Regions from separate parts of the Mus musculus genome. Here region 2 is linked to region 1. Evidence: chromatin loops called from intact Hi-C (ENCODE). Cell type or tissue: heart. All regions are shown on one strand.

Region 1 (8,000 bases):
GGCCTTGCCTGGTTACAGAAGTCCAGTCTCTGTGTCTGGGAGACTTTGCTAGGGTTTCTCACCTAGGTCCCTTGGACTTCGATTGCACTACATGTCTACTCTGGAAATGCCCTCCTCCAGTTTCGGTCCTTTCTCCCAGTATTTTCTCTCCTTCCGCCTCCACTAAATCTGGTTATAGGGAAGCATGGTGGCGCAGGCATTTGGGAGGCAGAGGCAGATGAATCTCTCTGAGCTCAAGGCCAACCTGGTCTACATAGCAAGTTCCAGACCAGCTAGAGCTACACTGTGAGACACTGCCACATACACCCACACACACAAAAGTTAATTCTTTCTATGTGTGTGTTCTTGAGTACGGAGGCCAGGGGCGAATGCTGAGGGTGATCTTCTGTGGCTCTGCACTGGGGGTTGGTTGGGTTTTTTCGTTTTGTTTTGTTTTGTTTTTGTTTTTTTGAGACAGGGTTTCTCTCTGTAACCCTGGCTGTCCTGGCTGTCCTGGAACTCACTTTGTAGACCAGGCTGGCCTCGAACTCAGAAATCCGCCTGCCTCTGCCTCCCAAGTGCTGGAATTAAAGGCGTGCGCCACCACGGCCCGGCTGTGGGTTTTGAAGACAGGGTCTCTCATTGAATTTGGAGCTCACCAATCACACACACACACACACACACACACACACACACACACACACACACACACATACACATATACATTCCTGTCTCTACCCCCACAGTGAAGATGTTACAGACCCACATAATTATGTCTGGCTTATTTATATTGGTGCTAGGATCAAACTTAGCCGAGTACTTTTAACAATTGAGCCATTTCCCAAACTCTAAAATTTATATTTTTGTTTTGTTTATCTTTAGGATTTCTAAAATTTTTATTTAATGTATGTGTGTATGTGGCGTAGGAGGAGGGGTGGGTAGGTTCATGTGGACACAGGTGCTGATGAAGGCCAAAGAGGGACGTCATATCCTATGAAGCTGTAGTTACAGGCAGAAGAGCAGGATGTGCCGAGCCGTCTCTCCAGTCCTTGTGGGGTTTGTCTGTTTGTTTCTATTCATATATGAGGCCTATCTGTGTGTGAGTGCTGTGTGTACACCATATATCTGTGTGTGAATGCTGCGTGTTCACCATGGGGTCCTACGGAGGCCAGGTTTTTAGATTCCCTGGAGCTGGAGTTACCAGTGGTTCAGAGCTGCCTGGTGTGGGTCCTGGGAACAGAACTTGTGTCCTCAAGGAGAGCAGGAAGTATTCTTAGACACTGAGCCATCTCTCTACCCCGCTTGTTTTGTCTTTGAGACAGGGATGTAGCCATGCCTAGCGGTGAAAGCAGACTTTTATATTGGTGTTTTAGGGCAAGCCTATATATAACCCAGCACTCAGGAGGCCAGGGTGGGACACTATTCCAGGCAAACCTAGGCTTCAGAGCAAGTCTTTCTCAAAGCTAGCCCCCAAAACTCTCCTGAAGACACTACCTTTCATTTTAATAGTGTGTGTGTGTGTGTGTGTGTGTACGAGTGCACGTGAATACAGATGTCCACAGAGGCCAGAAGGGGTTTAATACCCCCTGAAGCTGGAATTCATGCTATCCACTGGGGGTCCTGGGGATCAAACTCAGGTCCTCTGCCAGGGCCATACACTGTCTTAGCTGTTGAGCCACTTATCTAGCCTGGAGACATTATTTTTAAGCTCTACATGGTATTTTTTATCCAATGAGCTTGCTGTAATTTACTTAGACTTAGCATGTCGTGAGGTTTCTGGTTTCTTTTTCTTTCTCACTATCCTTTTGGGGGAGGGCTGATGCTGGGGACAGAAGTCAGGGTGACTCCCAGGGTGGACTCCTGAAGCCTTGGCAGAGGACTGGGTCTTGGTGACCTTGCAGTCCCTGTCCACAGGCAGACTTCTCCCCAGGCCCAAGTGCTTCCTCAGGACTCACTAGCCAGAGAGAGGCTGGGAGGCGAGACAGAGGAAAACCAGAACCCAGGCACCCGGCTCATCCACCTTTGCCTCTCTCCAGGGGGGCTCTGCAACCTGTGCGCGGACAAGGCCAACAAGGAGCACGTCCTGCAGGCGGGGGGCCTCCCGCTCATCATCGGCTGCCTGTCCAGTCCTGACGAGGAGACGGTGCTGTCTGCTGTCACCACTCTCATGTACCTGAGCTCGCCAGGCTCCCGCTCCCATCCCGAGCTGACCTCCCTGCCCGTGGTCCAGTGCATGCTGCGCTTCTCCATCTCTGCCAGCACACGGCTCCGGAACCTGGCCCAGATATTCCTAGAGGACTTCTGCTCGCCGAGCCAGGTGGCTGAGGCCCACAGCCAGCAGGCCCATTCTGCCCTGGGGATCCCACTGCCAAAGACTGAGGCCCCACAGCAGCCCTGACCCAAGGACACTTAAAGATCCTGCCACAGGTATAGGAAGCAGAAGGCTAATAGCATCCTGAGCCCATCCTGCGCAAAGTGGTGCTTGTTCAGCTGCATGCAAGCTGCAGTCTTGGCATGACAGGCGTTTGCATCCAGGGAAAACAGGAGGAGGGACGAAGCCAGACTTGAGATGCTTAGAGGAGAACCAAAGCTGGTATGGCTTTCATGGACTGGCAATCAATAAACTACAGACAGACCACCACCTCTGCTGCCCCCAGTGCCCAGCTAATGCCCTCGTGTAAGAAGCTGTGCCCCTGGGAGAGTGGCCAGTACCATGAGTGTCCAGAGTAATTTTGATGGCTAGAGATCAATCAGCCTTATTGTCTGGGGAAATGCCGTGGGTTGACTCCTCCCGTGTTGAGGCTGAGTATCTGGGCATGGTAGCATTGACTTGGAGAGCTCTGCAGAACAGAAACAACTATCCACACAGCCCTGCTCTCTGCGAGGCGCCCTAAGAGGAATGCAGAGGTGAAGTGTCTTCCCTTGGGTGTCACAGCTTAATGAGTGTTAACTAAATGGCCATTGGGCATGAAGAACAAGGCCCTACAGGTGTGAGAGCAGAATGAAGGAGAACTGAGGGCACCCGGGCATGCCTTGTCTCTCTGGAGAGGCCCTACATAGGATCCTTGGGTTAGACAGCAAGACAGTGACTTCTGTTTTACCAGGCTGTGGACCACTCATGTGCCAGCTGCCAAGTGTGGCATCCCTGTCTTTTCAAAAGAGTTGCTCTGGCCCCCTTTGCCTATGGGTCAGATCTTCTGACACTTGGGTGGGAGCCCTGAACATGAACCTTTCATGGGCTATCCCAGTCTGCTTCCTGCCATTCTCTCAGGAGCCACAAGCCTCCAGTAGGTACTGTCAACCCCTCAGGACTCAGATGCAGACCTTCCATAAAGACACCTAGAAACTAATGTCAGGGGACCATGGCGGCCCAACCTCTAATCTAATCCCTTGAGAGACAGGAGCGGGATAGCGATGAGTCTGGTCCACCTAGTGAGTTCCTGACCACAAAGGTCCGATAGAGTCTAACGAGCTCCTGTAACTGGTTACCCCGCCCTCCTCTGCCACTGAGAAGAAAAAATGGAATTAGGGGATAAGCGAAGAGCAGTCCTGACAGGAAGTGGAGTTTAGGGAAAATGGGGGCCCTGATCACTCAGCATTGTCCCCCCTCAGATGGACAACGAAAGCTGAGGAAGGAGATCTACAAGGGCTGGAGAGGGGCTGTCGTACAGCCACTGGATGAAGGAAGGCTCCCGCTCCCATCCTGAGCTGAAAAGGAAAAGGAGCATCAAAGATCCAAAGCCTCGCGTTTGGTTTTTATTTTTATTAAAAACCTCCTGATTTTCTCCACTGTATTTGTGTGCTAGTCTCCTTCTTTCCCGTGTAGGCCTCCTGGGAGGAGCCGGAAAGCAGTCTGTTCAAGTGGCTCCCTGATTAAAGAAAGTCACCTGTCCAGGCAGGGTCCTGTCCACCTCAGGGTCCTTCACAGGCTGGCTCGCTTGCTCTCAATGATCCCCCTCCAGTTGTCACTCCAGGAAAGCAGCCGTCTCCTGGTGGGGGGCAGGGCCAGGTGCTGATTGTGGCAGCAGGTGAACAAGATGTGCTCCCAGCTTGGGGTCTCCTCTAGGCCTGGGCAGTAAAGACAGCGTGCGCTCTGTAATTGGGTCATTTTTACTCCTCCTTAATCCCAGCAGGCCAGATGCCTGGGGGTTGTCAAGGTTAACTGGCTGGCCCAACCTTGAATGTTGTCTTTGTCATCAATGAGCAGGTCTCCCATGACCACCGTCTTGTCCCTAGTCAAGATAATCCGCTCCACAAACTCTGGCCCCAGGTTCTGCTCCACCCAGCGGTACTGTATAGGCGGGAGGGGTGGGGAGAGGTCAGTGGAACTTGCTAGGCTCAGAATGCAAGATAAGTAAGGCATGGGGGCTTAAGTGGGACTAGCCCTCAAACACGCGGGACCCCTTTCACCCAGCCCCCATTTTCTGGTTTATTTTTTTAAATCAGCGCAGGCGCCGGCACCTTCTCGCCCACACAGTGGTCGTACTTCAGCAGTGGGGTGGTGCAGATGAAGACCTCGGTGCTGCGGAGAAGGGGTGCAGTTAGGCCTGGGGCACTGGCCGTCTTCCCGCCGCCCCCTCCTCACCCTCCTTACTCTTTCATGTCGTTCATCTCTCGCAAAGCGTCCAAGGCCCCAGGGATGGGCTCCAAGTTTAGGAAAAAGCCTGGAGATTCATACACACTGGCCACTTTTTCCTGAAAGAGAGAGATCTTGGTCCCGCTCCTGCTTTCCAGTAGGGGGAGCCCCAAAGAGGACACACACACACACAAAGATTCTGCAGGAGACCTCGGTTCTAGTGTGTGTGTGTGTGTGTGTGTGTGTGTGTGTGTACCCTTTCAAGCTTTCTGGTTCGGGGGTGAACTGTGGATTCGCACAGCTTGGCTGCCTAGAAGAGAACTCAGCCTAGAGGTTCCCCATCGGGTCTCCTACCGCCAGGTCCGGCCTCAGAGCTCCGTACTGCTCGTTGGCGAGGAAGCCCCGGCGCTGTTCCAGCGGCACGTGCGGTTCCTCGGGAAAGCGGCGGCGAAAACCCTGCAGGAGGCCGGACTCGAAATCAGCTAGCACGCCGTCCATGTCCACCAGCACGCGCACGGGCCGCTTCACCGCCATTGCCACGCCCGGTGTCTCCGCAGAGCACAGCGGCAAGCACGGAAGATGCCAGACCCGGAAACAAGCTTCCGGGACCGGGGTAGGGGCGGGCCGGACTTTGTTCATTTGCACAGAGTGGCCAACCAGGTGCCCAGGATGGCATTGCGTCCCTTACGGGGCTGCCGCTCATGTGCAGCATCAGAATCCCTCTCCCATAACCTCTAAGATCCGAAATACTTTCTTGGCAATGGGGAACCTGCTTCGCATGCTGAATGCATCCTTTGCCTCTCCCATGTTTGTCCAGGCTGGAAGCTGACAGGATCGTGAGTCTCCCAGTTCAAGGGATGAGAAGGACCCCTTAAAGACAACCGTGGGCATGAGCTGGGCATGAGCTGGGCTCTCAAGAGACCGGACTCATAAGCCAGACTTGGTTTGAAACAGTAACATTGTTTTCAATCTGCGTCCACTACTTTTTCCTGTGGACCCGAGGTCTCCGGTAGAATCGAAAACTTGTATGTCCCTCTAGAAAATGTTAAGCGTTCACACACAGAGACACAACTTATTCTTGTAGATTTCAGAGTCAATGGCGACATCACATCAATTTTCCAACCTATAAATGCAGATTTGAGTAATGACTCCCCCCCCACCCCCGACTCAGGGTTTCTCCACATAGCCCTGGCTGTCCTGAAACTCTGTGAACCAGACTGGCTTCAAACTCCCCGAGGTTTGCCTGCTTCTGCCTTCCATGTGCTGGGTTTAAAGGTGGGCACTGCTACACCCCGATAAGACATGACTTCTAACCCATGGCAGAAGTTTGTCAGCATGGAGCCCGACATCTCACTTGAAGAAAAGCCAGTTTAAAACAACAAAGGAGCAGAGTGTAGTGGCGCACATTTTTAATCCTCACACCCAGGAGGCAGACCTCTGAGTTCCAAGACAGCCAGAGCTACTTAGTGAAGACCTTATCTTAAACAAATTTGGGCTGCAGAGATGGCTCAGCATCGGTTAAGAGTACAGACTGCTCTTCCCCGGGTTCTGAGTTCAAATCCCAGCAACCACATGGTGGCTCACAACCATCTGTAATGGGATCTGATGCCTTCTTCGGGTGTGTCTAAAGACAGCTACAGTGTACTCATATAAATGAAATTAAAAATAAAAAAAGCTCTTCTCCTTTCCTCTGCCATCCTGCGCATTACGCCTGATTCGGTTCTCCTTTCCTCTGCCATCCTGCGCATTACGCCTGATTCGGCTTCTTGCCATGTCTTCTCACAAGACTTTCCGAATCAAGCGATTCCTGGCCAAGAAACAAAAGCAAAATCGCCCCATTCCTCAGTGGATCCGGATGAAAACTGGTAACAACGTCAGGTTCAACTCTTCTCTTAGAAGACACTGGAGGAGAACAAAGCTGGGTCTGTAAGGATTCACACAATGGCAAGACTGAGGGTTTATACTGAGTTGTGGTCAGCAATCAGTCCTACCAGACAGATTTCAACATTTTTAACCTGGAGACTTGCTCATGTCTTAAATTAGGGTGTTTGTCTAGTAATAAAATATAGAACCTTTTAAAAAAATAAAATAAACAATTTTTTTCTTTTCTTCCTTTATTCTTTTTATTTTTATTTATTTTTTGTTTTTTTCCTTATAAACATTTTTTTTAAAAACACAAAAAAGCAAACAAAACTGGTAAAACAAACCAACAACAACATATCCCGGTGAATTCTTACTTAGGGACTGAATTTTCACTAAGCCAAACCAATTTTCACATAAACTGAGTTAAAGTTCATCTGCTGTTTTTTCTCTCCTGCCCTTTCAGTAACTTTTAAAATATTCTGAGAATCCCATACATACATATTGTATCCCATACATATTGTATCTTTACCCTATTTAACTCAGGCTTCTCCCAACATCTCCTGGACACACACCCCTTACTTTTTTTGCAACAGGGTTTTTTTTGTTGTTGTTGTTTTTGTTTTTGTTTTTGTTTTTTTGAGACAGGGTTTCTCTGTATAGCCCTGGCTGTCCTGGAGCTCACTTTGTAGACCAGGCTGGCCTCGAACTCAGAAATCCACCTGCCTCTGCCTCCCGAGTGCTGGAATTAAAGGCGTGCGCCACCACGCCCGGCTGCAACAGGGTTTTATGCATCCAAGTTTGCCTCAAATTCACTCCCTACCTGGGCTTGCCACTAATTCCAGATACCTCTGCCTCCACCTCTGCCCCCTCACGTGAATATCTGTGCGCCACTTGCAAGCATTCAGAGGCCATCAAGCTTCAAGGCCGTGGAGCGAGAGTTAGAACCAGCTGTGAGCTGCTAAGAGGGTGCTGAGAACTGAACCTGGGTCTTCTGCAAGACAGTGAATGCTCTTGTCTTGAGACAGGGTTTCTCTGCATAGCCCTGGCTGTCCTGGAGCTCTCTTTGTAGATCAGGCTGGCCTCAAACTCACAAGAGATCCACCTGCCTTTGCTTCCTGAATGTTGGGATTAAATGTGTGCTACCGCTGCCTGGCCCAGCAAATGTTCTTTAGCACTAAGCAACCCTCCAAGCAAGCATACGAACCCCATTTATAAAATGGTTTGAAGATCTGACTTTACAGAATCTTTTCTATCTTGGGGTGTTAAACCCCCTCCTACAAATGTTTCCAGACAGTCCCCTAAAATCTGCTCCAATAATGGAGTCTGGCTGAACCTCCACTCCCTCAAAACACCTGCCACCAGGTGCTTATCTCTATAATAAAAGTTAAGGCCAACTGTCAAGTTAGAACACCAGCCAGGTAACTCCCTTCCCAGGAGCCCCACCCTTGCTCGGAGGCTCAGAAGGATGGGTACAGGTTTACTCCCTGAGATTCATAGTGGAAAATCAGGCCTTTAAAAGCCATGGCCCACCCATTCAGCAAGCTAGCCTGTTGCAGTACACAGAAATGATTGTAGGCTACAG
Region 2 (8,000 bases), 340 kb after region 1:
TCCAAAGACTAATCCCACCACCAAGGTTGAGGCAGCCCTCCCCTGTCCATCACACTTGGGGGCCCTGTCTCTTCCCCTTTGGTCCTATGTACCGTGCAGATAAACCAGACGCCGATGCCATAACCTTTCCGAGGTGATTTCCAGTGTATTCTACCTGGCTTCCAAACCCTGTACACTGCTTTCTCACTAAATAGACTTCTGTTCACAGCCAGCTTTCTGTTGCAGGTCTGAGCCCCTTCACGGGGTGGGGGTGGGGGGGTCCTTGTCACTGGTCATTTAAGGCTGCTTCTTATTCTCCTGATAGCTAAGGCTAGAGAAGGAAGTGTTGGCCCACCCGTGTGGTTCTAAGGAACTTTCATTTTATACATCTTTAGGTGTATGTGCATGTTCATGCCTGTGAGTGGGTACACATGTGTGTGCACGTGTTTGTGGTAGGGCGGACAGGTCTCCTTCAGGTGTCATTCCTCAGGTACTGGCCACCTTGGGTTTTCTGAGACAGGATCTCTCACTGACCTGGAACTCACCTTGCACAGTGAGCCACAGGGGTCCGCCTCCCGGAACTCGCTGTGAGTAGTGAGCCACAGGGGTCCTCCTCTCTCAGCCTCTGCCCGGAGGTTACAGGCACACACCCCCACCCCAGCTCTTTGACCTGGGCTTTGAAGGTCAAGCTCGGGTCCTCATGCTTTTGCAAGATAACTTTTCTGGCTGAGCCAACCCCTAGCCTAAAATGTGATCACTTTACGACCAGGACGGGCTCAAGGGATGAGGAAGGCTTTTTTGAGTCCTGTCGCTAGAGGGTCAGAAAGATTCTTCAGACAGCAGTGGCAGCCAGAGGAGCCAGGAAAGGGCCAAACGAGAGGAGGGGCTGTGTGTGGTGAGACCCGACGGAGCGGCCTTCCCTGCGGCCCTGCCTCTGGCCGGCTGGCTTTTTCATCTTTCCGGTGTGTGTCTGTGCTGCGAGGTGCTATGCGAGTCACTCCATGATCTCAGCCTGGACTTGCCCCAGTGCTCCTGGAATGTGCTCCTTATCCTGGCCCACGGCACCATGCTCTTCCACCCGCCTGACCCTTAGCCCTGCCCTAAACCTTATGTGGCCGGTAATACCTGTCACCGAGGTCCTGAGTAGGGGATACGAGGAGAAAGTAGCAGGGAGGGGACAGTTGTAGACTGGGGCGAGGGAGCATTTGAGCGGTGGGGTTATGTGGCGGTATCCTAGGCAAAGTGTCCCGGGTAGAGTGCTGTGAACACATAGGGCCAAGAGGCTGACCAGTAACTCTCAGCGAGGCTTCCCCACCCCCACCCCACCCCCAGCGCCCTTGACCTCAGCATCTTGTATACTTTCTCCTTCCCCACTCTACTCTCCCTCCTGCCAGAGGGCATCTCTCATGGCCTGTCTGCCTCAGGAGTCGGCACACTGGGGGGCTGTAGGTTTGCCCCCTTAGTCTTTTAACCTCCCCATTTCCCAGGCATAGGCTAGGCAGGATCATCCCCTATCAGACTTCACAGCCCTAGCCTGACTTCCAGGCTCCTCTGAGAGCTTGCTTATCTGGGGTAGAAGGCCTGGGGTGGGGGAGGGGGCTTTCTGAACTGAGCCAGGCCCGCACCTGTCCTCCTCCTCCTCTAAGAAGGGGTGGGGTATTTTCATGCCTTGCCTTGGGGCAGTTACACTGGCCCCAAGCCTGTTCTACCTCCACCTTGGTCCCAGCTCCTAGGTCGCTCTTCTGTCTCCCTGGCCAATGGGGTCCCCAGCAGTAGGTCCCCCACAAGGTCACTGAGCCCTGCAGGTTAGTTCTTAAGAACACTCTGAAAGCAGTGACCAGGCACCTGGTCCCAAACTGCTTGGTTAGCTTTGAGCTCCATGGCCTGTGGGAGTATGTGCGCGTGGCCCTACCTTTTGACTGCAGCCATATAATTAGCTCTCCTGTAATAGCCATTCCTCATGGACGCCTTTATAAGCCCCTCAATTCTGGAGTTAGTCATACATGGGGGTCAGCTCTGAGTTCTGCCGCTTCCTATGCAGTGGTGACCGTGGGTAAGTTGCTTAGTCTGTGGCCTGGTTTCCTCTGTCAGGTAGGTGTGTTCTGCCTGGCCTCTCAGGTGGCCTCCGCCTGAGCTGATGTGTAGTGTTTACCCTGAGCACACAAACAACAGAGGTGGTCAGAACCTGGTCCCCACATTTTCCTGAGGTTCTCTGGAGGACGATTCACCCTCAGTGATTTGATGTTTCTACAGTGAGCCTAGACAACTTGAACCAAAACATTTAAAACGTATCAACAGGTACATTCAGGGGGTCTGGAACAGTGCTGGTCACAGCAAGTGCTCCGACGGCCACTTGGGTAGGTAGCCTGCACCGAGTGTTCTGCCCTCCTGACCAAGTGGGGCATGTCCCCTCTTTCCTGCCACTCACCACTTTGCCGTGTCACTTTGAGCTCCTGTGGGGTCCTTAGTACAGATGGTCCTGGTCCCTTCTTGTCCCTTCCCTAGAGTCCGCTGGTCTCTTTCCTTTCCCAGGGAGTCATTCCCAGCTTCCTGTGCCTTCTGACCTAGTGACCTCGGCTGGGGAGGGGAGCGCCTGCACCCCAGGAGCCGTAGCTGCTGATTTACGAGCTTGCACCACCCTCCCCCACGGCTGGAATGTTCAGCTAGCCAGCTCAGCTGTCTTCAGAGGCAGAGATGGCCGAAGTCTGGGGCCTGTTTTCACTCCAGTCCCAGGAGCCCCCAGTACTTGATGCCCCATGCTTGTTCTCTGGCTTGTTATGGGACCTCAGGTGGGTACCCAGACTTTCCCACCAATCCCCACGCCCCACCCCACCCATCCCCACGAGTGGGAGGCTCTGCAGTGGTCTTGCTTCCCTAAAAATGTGAAATCCCTAGTCTCTCTCCCCTCCCCCACTGCAAATCATGACCTTTTGATTGTCCCCAAAGGGTGACAGTTCCCCAGGGACTGGTCCCTGGTGTTTGGTTTGGAAGTGGCTTGTCCTGCTGATCTTTGCATTTGCAGGGGATGTGGCTCTATCCGCAGCCAGCAACTGGGGAGCCCCAGTCTTAAATCCAGAGTCTTTTCATAAGCAAAGTCTTGGCCCTTTAATTGATTGATTACAGAGCTGAGGATGAAGGGCCTTGTACACTGCCACCAAGTGCTCTGCCTCTGAACTGTACCCACCCCTGCCCCCAACCTTCAGGCTATCTTTCCAGCCTCGGTTTAGATAAGAAGCACCCCCCCTTCCCCAGTGGAGGCTGGGTGTCCCGTCCCTGCTCCAGCTTAAGTACTTAGCACACTTTGTCGGCCTGTCTACCTGACCCTACATGCAGCGTTCAGCGAGCTGGCGGCTATGTTTGCTTTCTCTTTCCGTCTAGAGTGGAATGAAGGAAGCCATTTCTGTAATGGCCTGAGTGAGCCCCTGTGTTCCTAGGAACATGCCCAGTGCCAAAGATGGTCAGCAGGAGACTGCTACTGGGCGCTGAAAGTCAAACCACCCACTCACAGCCCCTCCCCCAAGGAGAGTACAGAAATAGTTTCCCCCCTTGGGCTGGGAATGCTTTCTATGGTCGATGAGTGGCTTGGGGGTCTTGAGCTGTTTTCTTTATTCGGTACAGATAGAATGTCTTCTCTTGATTTGGGCTCCGCTGTGGCCCTTAAGAAAGGCCTCCTTAGGGAGTGGCAGGAAATAGGGTCTCACTTTGTACCCTTCATGGCTTTAAACCCTTGATGCTCTGTTTCCCCAGTGACCTAGGTTACACGTGTGCCACCATGCACATCTGAAAAGGAACATTTCTAGATGCCCAGTCAGAGCTCAGGGAGCTAGCTGGGAATTAGCAGCAAGGCAGATCTAGGATTAACCTAGAGAGCCCACAGCCTCATAGGACCAGACCTGGTCCCCAGCACCACGGGGCTTGGCTATGTGAGTCTTTGATGGGCTCCTTGCCCATCTTACCCCGACCTGGGTATTCCTGCTAAAACTGCCCCAGGTCCTTCCCCTGCATGTCCAGTTGAGGCACCGATCAAGAAATTCCACAGGACAGCCCCGCTTCTGCCAACCCACTGCACGGAGGGAGGCTGTGAAGTTTCTCTTTCTGGATTTTTATGTTTTTTTTTTTCTTTCAGAAAACAGGTTAACAATTAAGCTAATTAACCACAGGGCCTGCTGGCTCTCTTTGTTCCTATAAAGCTGGGGTAAATGGCTTCCTCCCCCAGTTTCTCCTGTTCCCATTATGGTAACTGGTGGCATTAGAGCATCAACCACGGGGAGAGACAGGCCCAGACCTCCAGGAACCAAGGCCTCACTGTCTCCCTGTCCTGGGCCCTTGCAGTGGAAGGAGCTCAGGAAAGTGAGGGTGAAGCTGGGCTTAAGAAGAGAGGCTGGTGGGGAGGTTCCCGGCCTGGCAGGGGAGGTTCTGGGCCTGGGCCTCAGCAGCTGGGGCCTGGGTGATCCTGGGTCTTAGGAGGGCCTGGGCCTGGGTGATACTGGCTCTGGGAAGCTGTGAACCTGGGTGACCCTGGGCTTGGACAGCTGTAGGCCTGGGTGATCCTGGGCCTTGGACACCTGTGTCCAGGATGATTCTGGCCCCAGGAAGCTGTGGGTCTGGGTGAGGCTGGGCCTGGACAACTGTGGGCATGGGCTCAAGGGCACTTTTGGTTTCTGCAGGTCTGTTGTGGGGGCCACAAACTAAAGCAAGATGAGGCGGTTCCTGAGAACTGGACATGACCCTGCCCGGGAGAGGCTGAAGCGGGATCTGTTCCAGTTTAACAAGGTAAGGATGCGGTGAGGGAGGGCAGGGGAAACCCTGGCCTGGGCTCCTCCCCAGGGGCTGGGGCTGGGGAGTGACACTGCCTGAAAAGCCCCCTGGGAATCTTAACTGGGAAACAGAGTGGCATCCCCTAGGAAGAGGTATATTGTTATTGTTTATTTCTGAGACGGGGATCTCACCATGTAGCCCTGACTGGCCTGGAACTCACAGAGATCCACCTGCCTCTGTCTCTTGAGTGTTAGGATCAAAAGGTCTGTGTCACCTTGCTGTCTAGGAACGACATTGGGCCTGGGAGTTAGAATTCCTTGTCCCAGGTCTCTCCCTGGCTAGAAATGACTGAGAGTTAACTCCACCAAGCCCCTATCTTTCTACCTATGACAGGTACAAAACTTTCAGCCCTGCCTGCTTTGTCACGGGGCTGCCAAGGAGGCTAAGGGACAGAAAAGATGAAAGCACGTTGAGTCCCGAGGTATAATAACATCCTTATGATGTTGCAGCCCTGTGGCCTCAAGGACCATTCCCCTGATACTGTCCCCAAGGAAAAAGCTTTCTCTGCAGGCTCCAGCCTGGGAGGAGGGGGGGGGGGAAGAGCACCTGAGGGAGTGGGGCAGAGTGTGGCATCTGAAGCCCCAGGAGCTTTGCTGGCCTCCCCAAGGAAGCTGGGCCTCGGAAGGCTAAAGAGTGTGACAGGGTGTGACAGAGCTCATTAGCTTCCCCCTCCTGCCACCCAGCAATCTGGAGCCGCTTGGGGATAATTAGCCTTCTCGTCTGCTTTGATCTATGTCCGAAGTAGATTGTAGGTCCGAGACAGCAGCAGGATCCTTTCTCCTGGGGTCTGCATCTCCAGGGCATGTCCGTAGGTGCAATTCTGACATTTTTGGTACTGAGGATTGAGCCCAAACCATCTCAGTAACCAAGCCATCCACCCCTGAGCTTCGGCTTCCAGTCAGGAACTATGCCTTTTATTTGGGGCTTTGGTTTGGGCTTCCCCTCACCCTGAAACGGCCTGGTGAATGAAGGACCCTCCTTTCTGGGTTCTGTTCTACTTTTCCATTTGAGAAGTATCGGCGTTGGCTTACCCAGATCCAAAGACATCTTTTCTGCTTATGAACGAACCAGGAGAGTGTTGGCCCGTCACCTATGCGGAGGGCTTGTATACAGATTGTCTCCTGCAACAGGACAGCTTGTGGTTAGCATGGTGCCTCGGGAAACTTAGGTGCTGGGTTTTGTGTGCTGGTTGGCACCTCCTAGAGCCGGGTCCAGAAGTTTGATGTAAGGTGCCCAGCTCACCTGTGGGGGTGTCACCTTGGAGTTTGTCATGACACCTGCCCCTGGAAGCAAGCTTCCTTAAGTTAGTGCTTCTCCCTGACTGGATTTTTAAGCCACAGATGATCATCTGGTGCAGGTGTTAGGAACAGGGTGACACCCGGGGCTTACCACCCTCATTCCTAAGGGAATCGGTCACGTGTGCTGGGTGGAACCTACAGCCAGTACCTGTCACCTGTCCTGAGTGACCCCCAGGTGCCACTACTGTCCTTGGTGATGCTAGGATCTCTCACTCGAAAAAGGAAGCCAATTCCAGCAGAAACCAGATGGACTGGCTCAGCAAAGGGATAAACCTTGGTTCCTGTGTGCTGTGGGTGAGGCTAGGGTGGAACTGGGGTAAAGGAATCTTACCCCTACCTTTAGTATGCTCCACTTGTGGTCCCCAAATAACATGTGACCCCTGGATCCCTAGGCATCACAGGGTGTGGAGGTGGGCTAGAATTCTTCCCTCCTTGACCTGGTTCTCCTACTCCACCTTAACCCCTGATCCGTACAGTCCAAGGCCTGGCTCTGTAAGACGTGAATTGGTAAGGCCTTTGCCCTTCAGACTTAGGGAGGGGAAGAGCTGAGGGCCTCACATTCTTTGTCTAGGGGGTAAATGGGAGGGAGGAGCTGCTTGCACCAATTGAGACGTCAAGGTTCTGAGGGTTTGCTGGTGCCGGCAGGGTGTGCTTTGAGGGTAAAGTCAGATTCCGGAGTACTTGAGACCCTGAAGAGTCTTATCCATGGCAGCCACTCGCCCCATGGTCCAGGGGAATGCTGTATCCCCGAGGGGCTTTGATCAAGGCAGCAGGTGTCCCATTGACCTTTAGAAAAGGTAACCCGGGTTTCCTTCTGTACATCATAGAATGCCTGAGCAGGGTTTCTCACCCTCCTCACTGGCGATGTCTGGGGCCTGTTGTGCTGAGAGAATTGTCCTGGGCGCTGTAGTTAGCAGCACCCTAGTTTGGCCAGATGCCAGTCCCCTGCCTCTGCCCAGATGATATCACACAAAATGTCTCCAGCCATTGTCAGTTGACACCCGGGGCTTCTAGTTGCTCTCCTCTGAGAATGTCTAGAATGGGAGGGTGCAGTGTGAGTGTGTGTGGAGGGGGGGGTGGATAAAGCAGGAAAGTGAGCATTCAGGAGGACTGTGGGGTCTCAGCCAGGAGCAGTAAAAATTTATTTAGAGGAGTGTTGCACCTGGACTTTTTTGAAGACAAGGTCTCATTATGTAGCCTTGGCTAGCCTGGAGTTTGCTATGTAGACCAGGCTAGCCTTCAATTCAGAGATCTACTTGCCTCCACCTAACGCCAACCCTCTCAAATACTAAGATTAAAGGCTCACGGTATACCCCACTGTGCCCGGTCACTCTGACCATTTTGATGAGAACAGGATCATGGTGAAGCATCTAGTCCAATGACGAGTATTGACCTAGCACCTGATAGCCCCATTCACTCACTGTGAGGCCTTGGCACAGCTCTAGAATGGAGATGATCTTAGATTTCGATTTAGGTTGAGGGAGACGTAAACAGAGCCAGCGTGACGTGAAGGGCTGTACACGTGTGTCCACCGAGTGCTTGGCTAAACGCCACAGAATCAAAGGTGCATGGGCTGTTGTCAGACTCCACACAGGAATTCCTCATGTGCAGGTTAGGGTCCGCGCCTGCACAGTGGCTACTCACGGTGTGGTCACATCTGGGAGTGCCACCCTGAAGGTCAGGCTGTCAGGCAGCGTGTCGTGGGCAATGCGTGCAACAACAGAACAGTGGCATCGCCCGCCACACGACAGATGCCCAAACAGCTTACAGATCCCAGCTTCTAAACCAGTTCTAGGCCTTTCCACAGAGCCAGCAAGATGCCTCACACAAAACGGGGACGCTGCCCTAGCTAGGGCCATGAGGGTTACCTGTCCTTGGCCAGGAGTTGTGACCATGACCAGAAAA

Evidence for each region. Hi-C counts contacts between places; a loop is a spot of excess contacts. Peaks named below come from ENCODE experiments on the same cell type or tissue, not always from the same donor. Only the 100,000 strongest peaks of a DNase experiment are listed, where the experiment ranks them.
Region 2: it touches region 1 in a loop (2.2-fold over the local background); 2 of 42 quality-filtered maps call a loop at or near these places.

Annotation. Positions count from the first base shown.
Region 1 is chr11:115,486,698-115,494,697 of GRCm38, forward strand. Armc7 (armadillo repeat containing 7) reads left to right here. Exons shown (of 3, transcript NM_177778.5): 3 at 2,016-3,769. The coding sequence ends at 2,377. Nt5c (5',3'-nucleotidase, cytosolic) reads right to left here and starts at 5,117. Exons shown (of 5, transcript NM_015807.1): 1 at 4,910-5,117; 2 at 4,574-4,674; 3 at 4,441-4,501; 4 at 4,156-4,270; 5 at 3,728-4,047. The coding sequence starts at 5,089. The coding sequence ends at 3,902. It also overlaps the pseudogene Gm11694. In heart, a CTCF peak has its summit at 4,715 (motif pointing right); DNase peaks (open chromatin) are centred at 2,054, 3,944 and 5,154; H3K4me3 peaks cover 2,425 bases; H3K27ac peaks cover 2,213 bases.
Region 2 is chr11:115,830,151-115,838,150 of GRCm38, forward strand. It overlaps Llgl2 (LLGL2 scribble cell polarity complex component), which reads left to right. Exons shown (of 26, transcript NM_145438.2): 2 at 4,647-4,752. The coding sequence starts at 4,678. Among named protein-coding and RNA genes, the nearest start is that of Llgl2, 10 kb to the left of the region's middle. In heart, a CTCF peak has its summit at 3,136; DNase peaks (open chromatin) are centred at 2,551 and 3,314; H3K4me3 peaks cover 3,785 bases; H3K27ac peaks cover 8,000 bases.